Regions from separate parts of the Homo sapiens genome. Here region 2 is linked to region 1. The links are chromatin loops, found by intact Hi-C in ENCODE. Cell type or tissue: dorsolateral prefrontal cortex. All regions are shown on one strand. Links, peaks and the distances in the headings refer to the core of each region. The heading gives the core; the rest is flanking DNA. Region 1 holds the start of MIR6828 (microRNA 6828). Region 2 overlaps SLC7A14 (solute carrier family 7 member 14).

Region 1 (8,335 bases), core at 147-8,146:
CCTCAGATGCAGGGGAAAGTCTTTTTCTTTCTCTTCTCTGGCGTGAACTCCAAATCAGGCACTCTTGGAGAATTGCTTGGCTATTATCAGAGTCTCTACTTTCAGCAAGACACAGAGAAAAACCTTTTTCTCTGTCAGCAAAAGGGACTAAAATCCTCTTCTGGAGTGTTTCAGCCAGAGAGAACTACTGTAGATTTTCCGTAGCAATACACAATCTACTTACACAGCCCTAAACCTCAAAAGTGGGCATTCGTTCTGCTGTGGGCAAAAAACAGCAACCTAGCAAAGGCTTCCAAACACCCAGGCTTGTTTAGAGGAAAAAGAAGGGGAGTGAAAAGCTGAATTCTGTAGAGAAAAAAGTTCTAATTCCCAAACAACTGATATGGTTCAATCTAACCGATCTTTCCTATAAACAATTAACTGGTTTCAAAACAACTCAGGGTTCAAATCAAGTTTTATATTTTTCAACTATACTTTGTATTTACACATACAGCACATGTGCACACACATGCAGGAAAGCATTCCCCACATCTATTGTTAACCTAACTTTCACACTGAGATTTTATAGAATAAGACAAGAAACTGCCTCTAAATTCATTTCATTGTTCCCTTAAGCAAATCATAAAACAAGATTATCTTCACACAGGGAAATAACAGACTCAATATCCCAAAAGTAACCATCAGTCTTGGTTTTGAGTATTTTAGGGATTTTGTTAGGTTTTATTCCAATATAAATCATTAGAAAAAGGGAAAAATCAGAAAAAGGTCTAAATATTTCATACAATGAACCTCCATAGGAATGGATGAGTGAACGGGGGAACGAATGGATGGATAGATGAGAAGTAGTCTCATTTCAATTCTACATTTTACTTCATACATACCAAAACTGACACCCAAAGTCATAAAATCTTATTGTGACTTTAACACACTTAAAGTCGCAAGCTCATCACTGACCTCATTAAAGATTTCCTTCTCTTACAATTCACACAAAACAAGGCAAATGAGTGCCAGCAGGCTCTTTACTTCCTAGGAGACAAATGAACCCTGGGTGGAATTCCTGTGGCTCTCAAAGATGAACCACATCAAAACCACTAAAAAATGACAGACTGCCACACAACATGAAAGGAAATGAGAGGCTCACTGAAAACAGTGACCTTCAATTGAACCCAAAATGAGAAATGTTTAAAAACTAAAAAAGGAGAATTTACTCAATTTCAGCAATGGTTTCAAGAGAGAAAGAGATATGTTTTGACCAGTAAAGTTAAAAATTCAAGACAAATCATTACTTAACTTTTAAAAATGTGAAATAGTAATATAACTGGCCAAAAATAATTGCCTTTCTTAAAGACACAGAAGGCCTGATAGTTTTAATTTTATTCGCAAACCCAAAAAGATGAGTTTGGAATGGTTCTCTCTGTTATTTGGGAAAAATAAAGAAAGTGTTTTTCTAGAAAGTCAGTTACCTGTAAGGTCAAGAAAATTGAAGACAGACAAAGGGAATTTTTGTTCTTTTTCTTTTTATATCATCAGAGTTTATTTTTAAATTAAGTCTCTAAAAACAAGACAGAGTAATTTTAGCACTCAGATTTTTCAGTTTTTCTCCTTTTTTACCTTCAGAAGATGCAACAGCTAACTACACAAGGTGGTGGGGGGTACCATTTGTTGTTGGAAAACAGAAAGTAAAACTGAGGTATATTCTTAGCTAAAAATGAGAAGGAGGAGAAGGGGGAAGAGAAGGGAGAGAAAGGGAAGGGAAAAGAAAGCTTCACTATGTAAAGACAGATATATCTAAACCTGGTCCTCTCATAAGCAGAATTCCTTGCTCTTCAAAGAATAAAATTGTTTGCCCCTTTTGAGAACAAGTTTCAAATAATGCAACACAATACATTCTTTAATTGATAAGATATGCCTTGTTAAAAACTAAGAATGATGGTGATGTGACCAAACAGAAAATATTTGAGAAGTCCATTTTAAAGCAATGAAATGTAAGTGTGGCTTTTAATCTCTTTAAAGATGAGATGACACATGGTAACACATGGAGTTAAATAAACATGAAGTTAAATAAAATCAATACAGGTATGTTTGACGTTGGAGGTAACAACTGAGAGAAAGAGAGACAGACAGACAGACAAAGAGGCAGAGAAAGACAAGATCAGTAGACACTGACATTTCTTCCTCCTTCCAATAAATCTTTTTTTTTTTTTTTTTGATAGGATATCTGTCACCCAGGCTGGAGGGCAGTGGTGCAATCTCGACTCACTGCAGACTCATTCTCCCGAGCATCAATCCTCAGCCTCCCAAGTAGCTGGAATCACAGGTGCACACCACCAGGCTGGCCTAACTTTTGTATTTTTAGTAGGGATGGGGTTTTGCCATGTTGGCCAGGCTGGTTTCGAACTCCTGGGCTCAAGCAATCTGCCCGCGTCTGCCTTCCAAAGTGCTAGATTACAGGCGTGAACCACCATGCCTGGCCCCAGTGAACCTTTTTTCAAGCTTTGTCACTTCCCACTGAAAGGACTTTTTCTTTTTTTTTTTTTTTTTTGAGACAGTCTCACTCTGTCGCCCAGGCTGGAGTGCAGTGGCATGATCTCAGCTCACTGCAAACTCTGCCACATGGGTTCAAGCAATCCTCGTGCCTCAGCCTCCTGCGTAGCTGGGATTACAGGCACCTGCCACACCTGGCTAATTTTTGTAGTTTTGGTTGGTTTTTTTGTTTTTTGTTTTTTTGAGATGGATTTTTGCTCTCGTTGCCCAGGCTGGAGTGCAATGGTGCGATCTCGGCTCACCACAACCTCTGCCTCCTGGGTTCAAGTGATTCTCCTGCCTCAGCCTCCCAAGTAGCAGGGATTACAGGCGTGTGCCACCATGCCCTGCTAATTTTATATTTTAAGTAGAGACAGGGTTTCTCCATGTTGGTCAGGCTGGTTTCGAACTCCCAACCTCAGGTGATCCACCCACCTCAGCCTCCCAAAGTGCTGTGATTACAGGTGTGAGCCACCACGTCCAGCCCTGAAAGAACTTTTAAAAGCATCATTTCTAGCACAAAGCAAAATTTTCATTAAAATCATTTAAATTATTCTGACTTCTTACATTAGTAATAGCGAAAAAAATCTTTCTTGATATGCTATCTAAGATTTCCTTTTAAAAATCTGAAGACTGGAAGAAATGGAGAAGTGGAAAGATGAAGCATATATTACAGCCATGAGTTGATCACTGTTGAGGAGGTTGGGTTCACAGGGGTTTATTATACTATTCCTCTACTTTTATATAGGTCTGATATTTTCCAAAATAAAAACGTTCTTAAAGACCTTCTTGGCCAGGCACGGTGGCTCACGGCTCAGGAGTTCGAGACCAGCCTGCCCAATATGGTGAAACCCCATCTCTACAAAAAATACAAAAATTAGCCGGGCATGGTGGCACATGCCAGTAATCCCAGCTAGTCGGGAGCCTGAGGCAGGAGAATCGCTTGAACCCAGGTGGCAGAGGTTGCAGTGAGCCAAGATTGCGCCACTGCACTCTAGCCTGGGCGACAGAGCAAAGGTCCGTCTCAAAAAATAAAAATAAAAAGAAGGAAATTGACATGATTGGAAGAATACCCAGCTGCTCTCTGGGTATTCTTTTAACCAGCTAACCAACAATAACAATAATAATAGCAACCATTTATTGAGCACTTACCATGTGCCAGATCCTATGCTAAATAATTTTCACACATCATTTCACTGTTTTTACTAACCTGAGAAGCAGGCGTTATTGTTCCCATTTTATGGAAGGGACCAGAGACATTAAGGAACTGCCCCAGTTCACACAGCTAGAAAGTAGTAGGTTCCAGATTCAGCACAGTTGGATCTGACTCCAGCTGATAAGATCACACAATTCAGGGCACAGGCACCTCCTGCCTTGGCAGGGACTCTTGAAAAGCCACAAACAGATTAGCCTCAAATCCACCACAGATCTGAGAGCCTGCTGCTCCTGTACTACTCATCTGGCTTTAGAAGCAACTGGCTCCTATTTCTTCCTCCACAGCAGGAACCAAATCCTCACACCATCAAACGTAACTGCTGAGAAGATAAAGTTGTACAACAGACATAATTTTTTTAAGCTTTCACAAAAATAATTACAGATTTTCAGGGTCAGGAAAAACTGATTTCAATTAGCAGTGTTCACAGTTCCCATACCAGGACTAGCTGTGACACTGTGTCCAGTTCCCAGGCCCCCGAAACCCAGGAGGTGCCTCATCTTCTTTGGTCGAATGAGGTGTGTTTGTTCAGCCCCATTCAGTGACCCTGAGGACCTTGCACAGGCCTAGCGCTGGCTTCTCTGGGGGAGTGACAGAAACAGTCCAGAGCAACACAAAGGGAGCCTTCAGTCCCCATGCTCCTCCCACCACTGCCAACAGGGGAAACAAGGCACTTGGGGCTCCGTGGTGAGAAGACCTAGAGGAGATCAGCAGGTGCCATGCTTGAGACAATGAGCTTTACATTTCCAGAGCTAGCTCGTTCCGGTCAAAACAACATCCAGCCCAAAGGCAGTGGTGATCCACTGAGAAACAAATCCGGATAGGAGCAAAGCAGGCAGACAATATCGGAAATGCAAGGCCGTAAAAGGGCAATGAGGGGACTCTGGTGAGTGTCCGGAAATGGGCAGCCTCCTTGGGTGGGGTCAGGTCCCTCCATGTCCTGCTTCCCCCATAGTTTCACTCCAGACAGGCAAACAGGGACTGAGGCACTCACCCACTCCCCAGCCCCACCTTGCTTTCTTCCTCTGTGATGCTGCCTATCTATATCAACACACTTTTAGAAGATAAAGAAAAACAAATTCAGCTAGGAAGTTTCAAACCACCGGTTGCTTTTTCCTTCAATATCCCTGATTATTCAACTAAACAATTCTGTTGTTTTTAGGGTTGTTTAAACTACGTATACTTTGCTTTTATCCCTCTATTTTCCAGGGTTTGTATGTTTGTTTTAGTGTGTTCTCTCACTTGTGGATACCTGTGACATTCATATGGAAGGCCAGAATTTCTAAACATGAGCACTCAACACAACAGACCCACCTTTTGGCTCTGCCATCCTCAGAGCCCAAGAGAACCTTCCGGGGCTTCTGTGAGAATGTGAGGAAAGTAACAAACAGCAAGTGTCTAGGAGAAGGGTTTCACCTGGATTCTGCAAACCAAGTTTACTTGTGGAGCTTTCACTTTCCTGTTGGAAAGGGAGTCAGACAATAGACCTGACCTCCATAGAGCACTGCAAGAGGGAGCCCCTGTGAGTCAGATAAAGCACCGGATGCTGATATGTGTTCCGTGTGACGCTGGCACACAAATTCTTTGTGGCTGGAACCAAAATTTCCACATTCAGATTTTTCTCTGGAAATTAGTGGCCTTTTCACTCCTGTTAACACACACACACGCGCGCACACACACACACACACACACACACCCTTGTGGCTTCACAAGAACCTGCAAACCTCCGTCCCTTTGCAATCCTGGAAAATGGTGCCCCACCTCTCATGTCCCCTCACCTTACTGGTGTCATTATGAGTGTGAGGCCTCCAGATGGGAGGTACCCACCAAGTGGCATCAACCCACACAGAACCCTGACCCCTTATCCTTACCCCTCAAATTCATCATCTGATATGCCAATCTGGGGGTATGAATTCCTTGTTTCAGAAGAAGGTGATTTTATATCTAACCCATTACCAGACTAATTTGTTGTCACTGATATGCGCACTTTGCAACAAGAGTTGTTCTTAAAATTCATATTGTCTATTAGGATTTAGAATGTGCTAATGAAACTAGCATCTGAGGGAAAAAAACGGAGAGAAATTAAATCACTGACGAGAAGAGAGCTAGAAGGACCCTCCATAGGTTGTTAAATGAAGCCCTTTATGTGCAGGTATAATCAGCAAAACCAAATGAGCACATGCCATTTCCTGTCCCTGGACTGTCCCTCCCCTCAATTCATGACCAGCCCACCTCCTCTTCAAGTCTCAGAGCTTACTGCTGGGTTCTTCCACTCTGGAAACTCATCCAGTCTGGGTTAGGTGCCTTCCTATGTGTATGCACAGACTATATACCTTTTCTACATGAGCACATACCATATTCTATTGAGGTTTCCAAGTACACTCAAAGCAAAGACGGCCTATTTTCCCCAGTGTCCCCAGTACCTACCATGGTGTCTGGCCCACATGCTCAAGGAAGGCTTACTGAGTTAAAGGACGGAGCCATCACCTGGTGGTCTAACCACCCTCAACTCCTGACTTTTCTCTTGCCCTCTTCTTTACTTTTTTCTTTCTTTCTTTTTTCTTTTTCTTTTTCTTTTTTTTTTTTTTTGGAGTTGCACTCTGTCACCCAGGATGGAACGCAGTAGCGTGATCTCAGCTCACCGCAACCTCTGCCTCCTGGGTTCAAATCATTCTCCTGCCTTAGCAACCCCCGCCCCGAGTAGCTGGGATTACAGGCATGCACCACCATACCTGGCTAATTTTTGTATTTTTAGTAGAGATGGGGTTTCACCATGTTGGCCAGGCTGGTCTTGAACTTCCAACCTCAGGTGATCCGCCCACCTCGGCCTCCTTCTTTATTAACTGAGCTGCTCAGTCTTGCCTGCACATAAGCATCACCTGGGAAGCTTTCAAAAAATATCTTTGCCTGGCCTGATGCCCAGAAAATTCTGATTCAATTGATCTGCTGTGGGACCTGGGCATAGGTGTTCAAAAAGGATTCCACTGTGAAGACTGAGAAGGCTTCCATCTTTCAGGTCTTTCCCTTAGGTATTTCCTACCTTCAAAATCCTCTTTCTCTTTTTAAACTTATCTTCATGGTCAGTGACTCCCAGAGACATTACTTAGCCCTCTGTGTAAACTGCCCATAAAATACAAAGGGATACAGATTGTGGGAGTCCATCCCCCACTGGCTTCACTTGGCTTCCTTTCACATTTCTCTTGAACTTGAGAAGGCAGCAACCACAAGATCTGAGATTCATCAGGCTCCCTCATAGGTAGGGTACCACTGAGAAAGCTGTCTTACCCAGCAGAATGAGCAAAACACCAGCCAGCTGGGCCCGCCTGTACTTAGCCACACCGGGCTCCTGGCCCATCCGGATGCAGGGAAGAACAGTCAGCAGCAGTAAAATGGCCGGCAGACCCAGGACCGAGGCAGCAATCATCAGGGCGCGGCAGGCCTGCACGTAGCCTGGGAACAAGAGAGCAGATGGGAAAGGTTAGACCACAGGGTTCTCTTGCTTCCTGAGCCCTGCCTTAGGGGAATTCAGCACCATCTCCCTTCCTCCTTCTTGGTGGATTCCAGGACTTAGAAGGTGCTAATGTTGTCCAAGGTCACTAAGCACTTTTTAACTTTTAAAACAACTCAGCAAGAAAAAAGGGGGCTGGAGAAACTAAATGGGGACCCCTGGTTTAGGCCACTTGGCCAAGCTTCCAGGATGGAGGGGCCAAGAGTCCATTTACATTATTACATCCCCCTGAGAAAGTTCAGATGAAAACTGAAATCTCCCAAGAATCATTCTGTGAGGGCCTCTATTGGTTCCAGTCTGCTATTGATAGCTCTACCTGTGTGACCTTGGGCAAGTTACTTAACCATGATGTCTTATTTTCCACATCTATAAAGTAACAACAGGCCAGGCATGGTGGCTCACACCTCTAATCCCAGCACTTTGGGAGGCCAAGGCAGGTGGATCTTCTGAGGTCAGGAGTTCAAGATCAGCCTGGCCAACAGGGCGAAACCCCATCTCTACTAAAAATACAAAAATTAGCCTGGTGTGGTGGTGTGAGCCTGTAGTCCCAGCTACTTGGGGAGGCTGAGGCAGCAGAATCGCTTGAACCTGAGAGGGGGAGGTTGCAGTGAGCTGAGATCGAGCCACTGCACTCCAGCCCAGGTGACAGAGCGAGACTCTTTCTCAAAATAAATAAATAAATAAACAAACAAAGTATTGATAATAATATAATAGTACCTACATCTCTGTAATAGAATTCTACTGAAGATTACATTAGTTAATTTATTTAGTGCTTAAAACAGTGCCTATACCAAATCCTCAAAAAAGGTTAGTTGTTATCATTGGTGTTCTTTGTCTGTCTCAGTGCAGCGCTTTCATCTTCAGGTGTCCTAGGTGATTTTCTCCTAACCATGTGCTTTCATTCACATTGGCTGTGGCCCTAACCCAGACTAAACTAAGACTCAGGCTTCCTCTCTTTGCTGTCTCCCCAGAGGCTGCTGTCCTCATGGATCCTGCCCCTAAATTGTTGGACCCCATCTCCTGCCTCACCCACAGTGCCCTGGGCATCCTTCCCCAACTGTCCATCATTGCTTAAAAGGCATCTCTCCAGC
Region 2 (8,335 bases), core at 36-8,035, 60 kb before region 1:
ACTGCACATATTTAAAGGTGTCCTCTTCATCTTCCACTGAGTCTTCTGCTCTTCAAGTTAAACATCCCCAGGTCCCCAGTTCTTCCTTACGTGGCATGGTTCACAAACCTCTCACCTTTTTCTAAGATTGCTTTGCCCAAATTTATATGGTTGTTGTGCCAAGTCACTAAATGATTTACAAGAGGAGGGTATGTATGCATGTATATGTATGTATATGTGTTTGCATGTGTATGTATGTGTGTTTATCTGTGTTTATATGTATTTGCATGTGTGTGCATGTTTATGTGTGTACATATATGTGTCTGTGTGTGTAGAAGGGAAGAATAAATGTTAAAGGAAGAGAAAGCAGGACCTGTTTTTCTGGGTTTGTTTTGTGGGTACTTAGTACGTGTATATATTTATGGGGTACATGAGATGTTTTGATAGAGGCATGCAATGTGAAATAAGCACATCGTGGAGAATGGGGTGTCCATCTCCTCAAGCATTTATCCTTTGAGTTATAACCAATCCAATTACACTCTTTAAGTTATTTTAAAATGTACAATTATTACTGACTATAGTCACCCTGTTATGTTATCTAATAGTAGGTCTTACTCATTCTTTCTACTTTTTTTGTACCCATTAACCATCCCCACCTCCCCCCGTCCAGCCCCCAACTATCCTTCCCAGCCTCTGATAACCATCCTTCTACTCTCTGTGTCCATGAGTTCAATTGTTTTTATTTTTAGATCCCACAAATAAGTGAGAATGTGCAATGTTTGTCTTTCCATGCCTGATTTATTTTGCTTAACATAAAGATCTTCAGTTCCATCCATGTTGTTGGAAATGACTGGATCTCATTCTTTTTTATGGCTGCATAGTACTCAATTGTGTATATGTCCCACATTTTCTTTATCCATTCATCTGTTGATGGACACTTAAGTTGCTTCCAAATCTTAGCTATTGTAAACAGTGTTGCAACAAACATAGGAATGCAGATATCTCTTCAATACGCTGATTCCCTTTCTTTTGGGTATATACCCAGCAGTGGGATTGCTGGAACATATGGTAGCCCAATTTTCAGTTGTTTGAGAAACCTCTAAACTCTTCTCCATAGTGCCTGTACTAATTTACATTCCCAAAAACAGTGTACGAGTGTTCCCTTTTCTCCACATCCTTGCCAGCATTTATTATTGCCTGTCTTTTGGATATAAGCCATTTTAAGTGAGGTGAGATAATATCTGATTATAGTTGTGATTTTCATTTATCTGATTATCAATGCCTGTTTGCCCTCTGTATGTCTTCTTTTGAGAAATGTCTATTCAAATCTTTTGCCCATTTTTTAAATCAGATTATTAGATTTTTTCCTATAGAGTTGTTTGAGCTCCTTATATATTCTGGTTATTAATCCCTTGTCAGATGGGTAGTTTACAGATATTTTCTCCTATTCTGTGGGTTGTCTCTTCACTTTGTTGGTTGTATCCTTGGCTGTGCAGAAGCTTTTTAACTTGATGTGATTCCATTTGTCCATTTTTGCTTTGGCTGCCTGTGCTTGTGGGGTATTGCTCAAGAAATGTTTGCCCAGACCAGTGTCCTGGAGATTTTCCAAACATCTTTCCAAACATCCCCTAGGGGTAGTCTTACAGCCTATGATTGCGTTTGAAAACGTTGGATGAAAACAAAGTACAAAAAGGTGAATGAGTTCCCTAAGATATAGAGATAGCCAACATACTGATTTATTTATAACCCCGCTTATTTCCACAAAGGACTTGAACGTGTAGAATAACTCTGTTTTTATTGGGTTGCCTGTGCTTGTGGGGTATTGCTCAAGAAATTTTTGCCCAGACCAATGTCCTGAAGATTTTCCCCCAATGTTTTCTTGTGGTAGTTTCATAGTTTGAGATCTTAGATTTAAGTCTTCAATATATTTTGATTTGATTTTTGTAGATGATGAGAGATAAAGGTCTAGTTTCATTCTTCTGCCTATGGATATCCAGTTTTCTCAGCACTATCTACTGAAGAGACTGTCTTTTCCCCAGTGAATGTTCTTGGCACCTTTGTCAAAAATGAAGGAACTATCTTAAAGTGAGACTTTTCTTGATCAGGACTACTTAGTGAGCCAGCAGTCTAGCATCCGTTCATCCTTGAAGACCAGTAATATTTTCTAGATAAGTGAAAACAAGCACATTTCCAAGCCTGTGAACCTCCATGTATGATGAGGTGAGATCTATTTTCCCTCCTTGTCTGGAGGCCAAAGACGTTTTCCACACCACTGTATGAAAAACTTTGCTGTAGGGAAAGCAGGAGTTCTCTTTTCTTCTGGAAAGTAGCCATCTAGAGATGGAACTGCTTGTATTTTAGAAGTTCTTTCTACCTGACTTATTAGAATAGACCAGGAGTTTTTAAATTTTCTTGTGCCATGGACCACCTGGATGTTTGATGAAGCCTGTGGATCCCTTATGAGAATTGTGATTTTAAATGAATAGCCTAATTACACACGAATTCAAAGGAAATCAATTATATTGAAATGTAGTATTAAGTATTTTTAATTTTATTTTATTTTTATATTGTAATCTAGTAACAATGTGCTTCTCTATTAGGGATTTATATGTTAACCTCTATGTGTAATAACTATCATAATCTGAAAGAAGTAATAAGCATAAGTGATATTTCAAGATCTCTGCAACAACTCTCATATGAAGTGAAAATATCTGATTGCTATTGGTGACACAGGCACAGGTATTGTTAGTTTGTCACCTACATTCATAACTGAAAGAAATGCTAATTCAACTAGAAGGTAGTGAAAAACATATGCAATTCTTTACCAGCAAAATTTTTAGATGCCCTGAATTCCATGGCCTCCAGGATAAGAACCCCAGAGTAGAGGGTTGAAACATTAGAATCCTAGCTGAGAGAAACGGTAGGAAACACCAGCTCATTTTACAGATGAGCAAAGTTTGCTTCTGAAGGTTTGAGAAGATCTTTAATTTTGTGATGTACCTTACAGGTTCTAGTATTTCATATTTGGTCTTATTGAGAAGTCAGTGAGGAAAGTAAGAGTGACAATTTTGGACAAGTGTCAGCTTGGCACACGTTTTGATTTCCATCATTTATAAACTGAATGTGGAGAAAAGAAAAATAAAATGGTCCAGTCTGCAATGGGTCTCACCTCCTGGACCACTGGCTAGGGCTTGCTTCTTTTTCCCTCACCCCATACACACAAGTCCAAAAATATCTCTCACCTTCTAAAAGGACGTCCCTAAGCATTCAAAGAGGCACTTTTTTACTTAGAGCTAACAATGAAAATACTGAGGTGGGGAACCCTCATTTAAACTTCAATAGGTTCTTTCAAAGAAAGTAGCCACTCTTCAATGGAAGGTTTTCACTGACATTTTGACATATATAATACATTCCCAAACACCCCTGGAGCCATGTGGACTCCTGGCAGACAGACTGCCAGCAGATGTGAGCGGATACCATCCCCCAGCTTTACTCTGACCTCCTGCCTCGTGCCCAACTAGGTTATTCAAGCCCCAAAAGGAGCAACAAATAAACTGTCTTTACCATGTCTTCCCAGTGAAGACAATAGAATGTCTGAAGATCTGAAAATCTTTTATATCATTTTAGATCTGGAAGTTACCATAGAGCTGATCTGTCAGGGGTACTAACAGTAATTTAAGTAGGATAATTCTTCCTTATGCAGAAGTATCTGAATCCCCTACACTAAGAGCCAGAAGCATTTTTTTTTTTTTTTTTTGAGATGGAGTCTCCCTCTGTCGCCGAGGCTGGAGTGCAATGGCGCGATCTCAGCTCACTGCAACCTCTGCCTCCTGGGTTCAAGCAATTCTCCTGCCTCAGCCTCCTGAATAGCTGAGATTACAGGTGCGCGTCACCATGCCTGGCTAATTTTTGTATTTTTAGTACAGACAGGGTTTCACCATGTTGGTAAGGCTGTTCTCAAACTCCTGACCTCGTGATCCACCCCCATCGGCCTCTCAAAGTGCTGTGATTACAGGCATGAGCCATCGCACCCGGCCAATTCTTCTTATCTCTATTTACACATCATAAGAGAGTTGCCCACAGCCACACAGCTAGAAAGTAGAGGAGATCAGAACCTGCGTGTTTAGCACGAGTTCCACCATGTTACTCCCTCAGCCACTCAGTCATGTCTGCAGGGCATAGAGCAATTGCACTTTCCACATTTAAGACCCAGGTGCCACCCCGATCTTCTGAGTCTGACAAATGCCATCATCCACACAGGTGCTGCAAGGAGCAGCAACATGCTTCTACGCTTTCATTGGCTTTGACATCATCGCCACCACTGGAGAGGAAGCCAAGAATCCCAACACGTCCATCCCTTATGCTATCACTGCCTCCCTGGTCATCTGCCTGACAGCATATGTGTCTGTAAGTACCAGATGCTTGCGGGACCCTCCTCACGATGTGGCCCTGGCACTGAGCTCCCTTCTCTGTCAGGAAGGAGTCCTTTCCTATGTCTTCTTGGTGTCTGTCTTTTGTCCCCTGTAGCCCCATTCCCCACTCCCCATGACAAGAAAAAAATTAGGACTCCAAACTGAAGAAGAGGAGAAGCCCCAGGACTTCACTTCAGCCTTGGCCTTCATTCCCACCCCTCCATCCTCACAAGCTCTTGGTGTCTGCTGCTGCCCCAGGGGCTGGTGTGCAGGGAATGGGCTGCCATCCAAGGAGCTCAGGTCATAGGCTGGCAGTAACGGGTGGATGTGCAAGCAAAGGCATTGTGGGCCTCTGTGCACTTTCCTCAATGCTCTTCTGTCTTCTGGGAGCTTCCCGGCAGCAAAGAGGCGAGGCTCCCTGCACAGCGGGGAGAGAGAATACATTGTCCTCTACAAACTCTCTTCCCCTTAAATCTGGGGAGGAAAGTGCCATTTCTTTCAGCTGTTGCTCCCTCTTGTTACACCAGCTCAAATTCACCTTCAGGTATCCCTACCTAGGGGAGCCTCAGGATAAAGACTTCAGCCTTGTCTTCCTCAGGATCACGCCCCTGAGACACTCCTCATGCTCTGATGCTTGCTCTCGGAGCTCCCATCCCAGAATTTCTATCACAGAAATAGCCCAGCTGCATCCAACATCCCCCTCTGCCCCTGGCAATGGAGAAAATTGGCTCACAGGCCAGGAAGTGTGTGGTTCCACAAACATTCTCAGGTCCTGAGGGGCGCACTCACTTGGGTCACCACAATTAGGAAAGAGCTGGCAGTGGGGGGTGCTGCTGCTGATCAGCCCTGCTGTTTCTCTTTCCCAAAAAAGACATCTTTAGCAACTAGCTAAGGAAGCCAGACCAATTGATCATTAAGGCAAGCTGCAAACAGGATTGTTCTAGAAGCCAGAGAAAAACACAGGGCAAACTTGAGGGTCGTTTACAGACATTCAGCTGCCTACCCAGAGGTTTTATGGGTGCCTCAATTATCACCTCCCACTAGCACACACATGCAAGGGGTTTCATCGTGTCCATACATACCCTGATTATCCCAGTGGGCAGAATGTTGAGGGAGGGGTTGCGGGGCAGAAGGAACAGCAAGGACACTCTGCATTTCCCCTTCTACTCCTCCTTCATTCCCGCCCTTCCTCCAGGAGTGGGCCCTTATCACACACAATAAAGTCAATCATCACAGTGCCCTCCTTAGAATAGCACTTTATAGACCACAGAGTACTTCTATGATCCACCAACTTTTTACCCATCCTGATCTAACTCAGGAGACTCCCTGAAGCTGGAGGAGGCTCAATCCCACTCTCCTCCAGCCCACCCTGCCCCATCCCCAGAGGAAATATTGCAAGTGGTTATGTTACTAGGAAACATTCTCTTTCATACTGCACAGGCCTTAAACACGCCCTAGGAGCTGTTTGGTCTTGTACTGGTCAGCAGGCAGCCCCTCCCCCACCATGAGAAGAACAAGGTTGCTGGGCTTTGCTAGGACATCCTGTCCTCCTTGGTGGCCCTTGGCTCCACTGGAGGATCTTGGCTCCAGAGGAATAGGCAAAGAAATGGTCTACATGTGACCACCCTCTTTCCTTCAGGCTTTGAATCCCTTCTTGATGTCAATTTGGCCTTCATAGGCCTGGGGGGCCCCCCATATCTGGCCATATGACTGGTGGCTCCATTGCCTATGGCCAATTCTGAAGGCAGGGATGTTAGGCAGATCAATAATATGCGAGGGGAGTAGGTCCTGGGAGCCCCCAGTTAAGTGCTTATCACCTCCCCGATGCACATGCATGCCAGTGGCTTTGTCCTGTCCATACCCTGATTTCTCCCCGTAGGCAGAGTGTTGAAGGAGGGGTGGTAGGGTAGAGGGAATAGCAAAGACATTCTGCTCTCTATTTCCTCTTCTGCTCCTCCCTCGCATCTCCCTCTTCTCTGGGGGTGGACCCTTATAGCACACACAGTAAATGATTCCTGATTAAGCAAAGCCATAGTTGTCTGACAGCCATATAATCAGTAGGACTTGATTCTGTCCTGATGCCATCATTTGTCTGTTGGCCTGCCTGGATCCTAGGACTAAGCTAGAGAAAGGAAATAGAAATATGAGTCCTTATCTGGGTCCCAACAGTTAATAGGCTATAGACCTCTTAAGCACTTATCTTTGGAGATTTTATCTCTGGTGTTTCACAGTGAGAGGGAGTACGGATAAAACCCTGTAGGACCAGAAAGCAGAAGAGAAATGAGAGTCTTGTCCACGTGGGCAGGGTGCTCATGGTCCCTGCCAGGCCCTGGTTGCAGGGCATTGGCTGCAGCTCCTTCCTTCCAGAAATATCTGCTCTCCACTGAACTGTTAGCATAGCTCTGCTCATGGGGCTGAAATACCTGCAGACTTACTCCTCAGATATCAAAGGACCAGAGAGATAGAGAGTTTCTGGCCCAGTCCACTAAATTCACATGTGGGGAAATAATATTGAGCAAGGCCTAGAGGCCAGATGACTGGTCTACAGTAAAGGCACATGCCAGCAAGTGAATGGATCCAAACTGCCATGCAAGCCTCTGCCTCCAGGGGCAGGGCTCTTTCCTCTCCCGTGGGGCCTCTATCCATGCTGTTCTTCCCCTGTACCTCCAGCCCTGTCTTCTCTTGTTTTAACAGGTGAGCGTGATCTTAACTCTGATGGTGCCATATTATACCATTGACACGGAATCCCCACTCATGGAGATGTTTGTGGCTCATGGGTTCTATGCTGCCAAATTCGTAGTGGCCATTGGGTCGGTTGCAGGACTGACAGTCAGCTTGCTGGGGTCCCTCTTCCCGATGCCGAGGGTCATTTATGCCATGGCTGGTGACGGGCTCCTTTTCAGGTAAGGGCTATGCTCCATGAAATTTATCCTGCTCTGCCACGTCTGTCCAGGGAGAATGTCTACCCACTGTCAGACTGACTGTGATTTTGACATCAGTGCCTTTCACATGGACTGTGGACCTTGTTATGTATCCTGAAGAAAAGTCTGAGTAACAGAGCTCAGGCCCTGAAGCAGCCCCTAGTTTAACTCTGCAGTCCCTTAATCCAGCACAAGCTGATGTGTGTCCCCCCACTGTCCTCCCTCCTGTCGACATTGCGTGCTCCTTTGTGAAGATGATGGGGCCAAACTGCTGTACTGGGTGGCCTCCAGAAGGAAGAACCATCCTAGGGACATCTTAGGCCTGCCCTCACATTGAGGCCTGGTAACTGCCCCACTCTCCACAGCCCCTCTGAAAATGAAAAAAAAAAAAAGTCAACAAAGAGTAGATAAGACCCTCTGAACAGATCCTAACAATACCTGCAACACCAGCTGCCATTTATTGAACATTTGTGTGTCCTGGGTGCTGTGTATACAGTATCCCATTTAGTCCTCACAGTAACTCTATTTTGCATATGAAGTCTACTAGGACTCAGAGAGGTGAAACAAAATTGCCACAAATCCCTCAGCTACTGAGTGGCAGGTCAGGATTTGATCCCAGAACATCCGACTCCAAAAATCAGACTTTTAACCACACCAATATATTGGCAGTTCTTGCCCCCTACATTGGCCATGAAGTGGCCCATCTGCCCATGGTACAAAGGGGATGTGGCCCCAGCCCTTTGTTTCCAGCATGAGGGGCCTGCTGAGAAGGCATTCTTCAAGTGCACAAAGCAAGGAGTAAACCGTGGAGGCCAAGGAGCTCTCAGGTGTGCAGAGGGGGCCGGTTCAGGGACTTTGTCTCTGCAGACATCATCTTCTGACTCATTTCCCCTGCATACTCTCTGAAGCCATCACCAGATCAGAGCTGCTGTGATTAGGTTGCCGAACAGATCAAGAGGGGCCTAGGGTGATGGAGGCGTGGGAACTTCACACATCCAAAAGATTTTTCTGCTGTCAAAGAAA

Evidence for each region. Peaks named below come from ENCODE experiments on the same cell type or tissue, not always from the same donor. Only the 100,000 strongest peaks of a DNase experiment are listed, where the experiment ranks them.
Region 2: a loop joins it to region 1, with 4 times the contacts of the local background. A loop is called at or near these places in 18 of 110 quality-filtered maps.

Annotation. Positions count from the first base shown.
Region 1 is chr3:170,422,014-170,430,348 of GRCh38, reverse strand. It overlaps CLDN11 (claudin 11), which reads right to left. Exons shown (of 3, transcript NM_005602.6): 2 at 7,022-7,186. MIR6828 (microRNA 6828) reads right to left here and starts at 7,246; the gene lies at 7,187-7,246. RefSeq lists enhancers at 3,993-4,492, 4,493-4,994. In dorsolateral prefrontal cortex, for the core only: no CTCF peak of the experiment used is centred there; a DNase peak (open chromatin) is centred at 4,368; H3K4me3 peaks cover 7,679 bases; H3K27ac peaks cover 8,000 bases.
Region 2 is chr3:170,482,273-170,490,607 of GRCh38, reverse strand. SLC7A14 (solute carrier family 7 member 14) reads left to right here. Exons shown (of 8, transcript NM_020949.3): 5 at 4,240-4,386; 6 at 7,086-7,294. All of the region lies in intron 2 of SLC7A14-AS1 (SLC7A14 antisense RNA 1), which reads right to left. Among named protein-coding and RNA genes, the nearest start is that of SLC7A14-AS1, 19 kb to the right of the region's middle. In dorsolateral prefrontal cortex, for the core only: CTCF peaks have their summits at 4,714 and 4,915; DNase peaks (open chromatin) are centred at 4,697 and 5,137; H3K4me3 peaks cover 458 bases; H3K27ac peaks cover 7,238 bases.